Regions from separate parts of the Mus musculus genome. Here region 1 is linked to region 2. A link is a contact called in ENCODE POLR2A ChIA-PET data. All regions are on one chromosome and are shown on one strand. The core of a region is the stretch at or near the end of the contact, and the rest is flanking DNA. Distances in the headings are between cores, read along the strand shown.

Region 1 (2,700 bases), core at 52-2,551, 78 kb before region 2:
CTGAGAGGTAGCAGACCCTAACTAGTAGGGAGTTCTGCATGTGGAGCCCTGTGCTAAGAGCCTCTGCCCAGCAGAGGGGAGGATGTGGGGGACCCAGTGACCATAGAGGACAGAGCCCAGCTTTGTTCCTAAGCAGACAGCTTTTCAGCCTGTAGGCAGGCGATCCAGAGATGGATGAGTAAAGGCCTTAGATGAGAAAGAGGAGGTATGTTAAAGAGATCTTTCAACCAAATAAAACCAACCAGCTTGGGGGGGGGGGGCGAGGCAGGGGAGGGGCAAGGGCCCTGACCTGTGACCTAAGCCTCATGAAGTTACCACCCCACCCCATCCCTGGACTCACTCTCTGGAGAACAGAATACCACTGCCTTCTTTAGCTCAGACAGCAGGCTTGTGGCAAAACACATGTTCAGTGGGTGAGGGCAGTGATGTGTGCAGCTAGGAGGTCTGAGTTCAAATCCCAGCACTGCCACTTACCAGTCCGGAAAGCCTGGCTCCCAAACCTCCTGAGCAGAACAGGAGGCAGCCACCTTTTGGGTGCTTAAGTTACAGATAGACAAGATGACATCTTTACTGCATGAAGAACATGGTTCTATTTCTAGAGACCAAACAGCACCACATTCCTTGGGGAGGACCTCCTTTGTCCCATGTCCTTGTGCACCAGCTGAGAGCTGCTCACCTGCAGGGCACCTGCAGGGCAGAGGTGACTTCCTAGTGGAGAGCAGGAAGGCTTCTTCTTCCCATCACCCCAGGGCTTCTCCTCAGCATGGAGCCAGCAGCCTCGCTTTAGGGAAATGGAGTCTGAGAAGTGCTCTGAATTGGCCTTTGCCACCAGGCCACACTGGGCACCCTGCCCAGTAGCTGCACACAGTGGGGAAAGGGCTGCAGATTTAATCCTGATGGAAGGGCTCAGGTAAGAGGAGCACCCAGCCTTTCTCCTCTGAGCACAGGGGTGGCCACACTGCAGGCAGCTGTGGTAACCCTCCTGTCTGAAGGGAGAGATTCTGTGTGAACAGGTCCCAGTCAGGGCCTGACCAGCAGAGTCTTTTCCCTGCACGTCCGCATCACTGCACCTGATGTCCTTGGTCTTCTGGGTGAGCAAGACTCAACCTCGGCCCTCTCACAGCCGTATCCCACTCCTCTTTCGGCAGAGCCCGGAACCAAGCAGCCTCCTCATCAGCGTGAGGTCTGTTGCCTCAGCACCCCCTATCACTGGCTTCCCAGGACCCGCTGGGAGGAAGGCACTGGCTTCTGACTTGGCCTGCCTCACCCCAGGGCAGGATCTAGCAGAAGCAGAACTGCAGCTGCCTGGTGGGCCTGGCCTACTAACTGCACCCCATTGGGAAGCCAGCTCTCTGAGTTAGCTCAGCTGCCAGCTGGCTGACCTGCAGCCCAGGACTAGCATTCCTTGGCCAGCTCTCTCTGGTACTTCCTTGTCTTGCTCCTCTGTGGCTGTTAATAACCCCTCTGCTTCCCTGGACTTTTCCAGTGACATCCAGTGACAGGCACCCACTCCTGTTATTCGCTACTCTGGATCTAGGAGTTTGGGCTGAAAGGTGGAAAGGGGATAGCCACCCAGAGGTAACGGGCACTCGCAGAGGCCACAGCTCTTCCGGGGGAAGCTGAAGCAGGTGGAGGAGTCTTGAGGGAGCAGTGTCTGTCTGGCCTTTGGTAGCTGGGGTCCACAGGACGGCATCTTGCTAGTCTTTAAACGTGTCAGGAGGCACTCGTGATGGTTTGTAAGCTACCTGCAGCTTTCCCGCTTGGCCCTGTCTTAGGATGCCTGTGGTCTGGACTCCAGCCTCCTGTGTGGACCAGCAGCAATGCAGTCTGTACTCAGGCCACAGCCCAGGGCTGTGGTTGAACCTGCAGCACGTCATGACTCACTGCCCGAGGGTTCCATGGCCCCCGCAAAGGTCAGGAAGCTTGTCTTGCTTTGGCACTGGCCCTCTGTGTCTACACAAAGTTGTGCCCAGGCTGCACTCTGAGGCTAGACTAAGGTGCCGTCATCACGCTCTGCTCGCCGTGGTCCACGCTCCAGAGTCGGTAGAACTCAGCAAAGTCCACATAGGGCTCCACACGGCCATCCTCTCCGGGTGGAAGTGAGTGAGCCGGTCTGGAGCGGAAGAGGCCCCCGTCAGAGCTGGAGCTGCTGCTCTGGGTGTGCGTGTTGGTGGACTGCAGGGTCAGAGTGGGGCTCTGGCTACAGAAGAAGAGAGAGCAGTCAGTCTGGGGGAGCTGCATCAGGGGCCCTCAACTTCCCACCGGTGAAAAGAGCGGCCCTTTAGGCTCAGGCCTCTCTCTCTCTCCCCAGTATCCTACAGAAGTCAGCTGGGTGAGATGTTTTTAAAGACAGGCTGACCTAGGTGACAGAATAAGACTCAGCGCCAGGGGAGGAGATCTGTGAGGCTCGGGCAGTCAGGCTGAGAAGCGTGAAGCTTGCCTGCTTGGCTTTGTGGACACAGCTGCTGGTTTCCTGGGGAAGCCTGGTGGGGAGGGAGGGCTATGCTGATTGTGCTGGGGACAGCACACGGCTACCCAGGATGCCCAGATGTCTACCAGGCCCTTCCATCCACAGAGGTGGTGGCAGGAACAGCAGCAGCACAGACTTGGGGACAGATGGAGGCCCTCTAAAGAGGCAGAGGGAGAGGCAGAGGAAAACAGGGGCACTCCCTCCCTGCCAGCCCTTCTAATTGGCCACAT
Region 2 (2,831 bases), core at 195-2,694:
AAACCCTGTCTAAAAAAAAAAAAAAAAAAAAAAAAAAGGAAGAAAAAATAATTCTTCTTTTGGGACTGGAGGGACGTCTTAGGAATTAAGGGCTCTTGCAGAGGACCAAGGTTTGGTTCCCAGCACAACAACCATCTGTAACTCCAGTTCCAGAGGGTTCCATACTCTCTTCAAATCTCCCCGGTACTGCACATATGTGGTGCACGTGCATAAATGAGGAAAGCACTCATAAATATAAAATTAAAAAGAGCTTATTTAAGATATTCTTAAGTGGCGCTCCTCCACTTTCAGAAATTATTTTTTAAATTTTAATAAACCTATGTTGCTGTTCGAAAAATAAATTCATTAAGAATCTTGATCTGGAGAGATGGTTCAGAAGTTAAGAAAACTTGTCATCCCACGGGACCCAGGTCTAGTTCACAGCATTAACAACGGTCCAGGGGGATCTGACACTATTTTGACTTTTTTTTTTTTTTTTTTTAGATTTATTTATTTAGTGTATATATGAGTATAGAGGTCACCTGATCCCATTACAGATGGTTATAGGCCACAATATCGTTGCTGGGAATTGAACTCAGAATATCTGGAAGAACAGTCAGTGCTCTTAACCATTGAGCTATCTCTCAAGCCCTTATTTTTTTTTAAAGATTTATTTTTATTTTATGTATATGAGTACACTGTCGCTGTCTCCAGACACATCAGAAGAGGGCATCGAATCCCAGTACAGGTGGCTATGAGCCACCATGTGGTCACTGGGAATTTAACTCAGGACCTCTGGAAGTGCAGTTGGTGTTCTTAACTGCTGAGCCATCTCTCCAGCCCGGTTTGACTTCTGAAAATGTCACGCACGCCCGTGGCGCACATTCGTACACACGGGGGGGGGGGAACCTCACACATTTGTAAATCTGAAATTAAGAACAAAATATGAACGGGACATGACATCTGGAGACTGAATTGGCAGAGACAGGACTTGAGGGAGATGTGCCCGAAATCATGGCGCATTAAAGGCATGGCTTGATTGGAAGACTGAGAGCAATGTTGGTGATCACATCAAAATCACTGGTTAGGTAAAAGAGCAGTTTCATTCAGTCTATCTTAAGAGCTCACGAGAACAACGCAGTCAGTTGTCTCACACTAAGCCTGCTTCAACGCCGTTGTTTTCGTTGCTGTGTGGGACTAGCCCTGTGTGATTCCGTTCTAGAAGTGAGAGGAAGCACAATGCCTCCATTTTTCTTCATTATCATGAAATTTGGCTGCTGCAGAACGCCGTAGTTCTTTACATTCTAAACCTCAGCGTCGACGAGGCGTTTCGCTAAGCTTGAACCCAATCATTCTCCGTAGACCCTATTTGTCAATCCTAGTGGGCGGGAAAAATGTGTGTAAAATGACATTCGATGCGCGCCCTTCGACCCGACGCCTATGCGTCAACACGTTCGCACGCTCAGGGGGCGGAGCCATCACTTGGCTTTATATAGCCTGCACTGGCTCCTGGTCGCTCTCTATCTGCGGCGTGTGGCGGCGAGATGGTACGTATGGCCATGCTGCCTTCTAACTTGGTCTCCTGTGGGCCTGGCTTGTATTCACCTCCCATCGGCGCCATCCCTGGCTCGCCAATCCTGAAAGGATGTAATAGGGGATCGATGTGAGGGCCGCGACCGTCCGGAAATTCAGGGACCTTAACGGCCTTACGGAGGATGTGTGTGGGACCGGCCTGGGCCTGTGTGCGACCCATTTGATATCAGCGTAATCCTAAGGGACTTATGGAATGGGCTGTTTTGTGCTTAATTCGAGGGTAGTGGTCAGTCTGGTAGGGATGGCCCAGGTCTTTAGGAATGCATTGGTTAAGTGGAGAAATTTGGCAAATCGGGTCGGGTCTCCATTTTGGAATGTTATAAGAGTGGAAGGTGCATCTCTAGAGTTCTCAGAAGCCACAAATGATGAACCTTTTGACGGGCGGACAGAAACTCTGTGCTGAATGTCAAGTTCTGATTTGGCTTTAGGAGGGAGTGTTTGAGGCCGACTTGCATTAGACTCCATCTTGATACGCCATGTTGCCATTTAGTCACATGGGATACTCTTGAAAGTTCACCCATCGAGGTTTTAGTATAACTAAGCTGTTTTGTGTTTGAAAGGCATGGAAACTAAAAGCATTAAGCTGAAGTCTTATTGCAGTCTGTCCTCTGATACAATTCCTTTAAATGTGGAACCCTCCTTTGGGCTTGATTGGAAGACTGAGAGCAATGTTGTGATCTCTCCCTTTACCTCAGTCTCACAGGAAATTCTCAGCTCCCAGGCATGGGTCCTTGGGCTTCCTGCCTCGCAAGCGCAGCAGCCGGCATCGTGGGAAAGTGAAGAGCTTCCCTAAGGATGACGCTTCCAAGCCCGTTCACCTCACAGCCTTTCTGGGTTACAAGGCTGGCATGACCCACATCGTCCGGGAAGTTGACAGGCCAGGATCTAGTATGTACAGTACTTCCTTGTCCAACTTGGGCTGTGTGTAATTTTGCCTGTAGTTACAGTAAATTCCCAAAGGAGCACAATAGCTTCATCCTGGGGTGCTTTGTGGTAAGTCTAGAACAAAGCCTGACTTAGTGTGGTAGTGCCCACACTAAGGGAGCCTAGAAGTGTTTTGGCCTAGCGAAATTTAACACAGATTCCTGTGCAGAGTCCTGTTGGGGTAGTTGGTTGTTTCCATGCCAGTGCCTGTTATCAACCCTAGGTACTCTGAAAAGGTAGACACATTTAACAAGTGTATTCTGGACATGAAACCAGACTAGTGATAAAGCTCCTCTTTGAGACAGTCTAGATAGCACATGGCATTTTGCTACTTC

Evidence for each region. ChIA-PET counts read pairs that join two places held with the same protein, here RNA polymerase II (POLR2A).
Region 1: POLR2A ChIA-PET joins it to region 2 with 33 read pairs in embryonic stem cell. The contact joins the enhancer-like site here to the promoter of Rpl3 in region 2. POLR2A ChIA-PET finds 5 or more read pairs at or near these places in 3 of 5 experiments (Patski and embryonic stem cell).

Annotation. Positions count from the first base shown.
Region 1 is chr15:80,159,574-80,162,273 of GRCm38, reverse strand. It overlaps Tab1 (TGF-beta activated kinase 1/MAP3K7 binding protein 1), which reads right to left. Exons shown (of 11, transcript NM_025609.3): 11 at 567-2,200. The coding sequence ends at 1,993. Among named protein-coding and RNA genes, the nearest start is that of Gm31253, 13 kb to the right of the region's middle. Within about 2 kb of position 1,301, at least 3 of the 3 ENCODE cell types and tissues checked have a DNase peak (open chromatin) inside an H3K27ac peak, as active enhancers do.
Region 2 is chr15:80,082,019-80,084,849 of GRCm38, reverse strand. Rpl3 (ribosomal protein L3) reads left to right here and starts at 1,444. Exons shown (of 10, transcript NM_013762.2): 1 at 1,444-1,526; 2 at 2,268-2,460. The coding sequence starts at 1,524. It overlaps Snord43 (small nucleolar RNA, C/D box 43), which reads left to right and starts at 1,944; the gene lies at 1,944-1,991.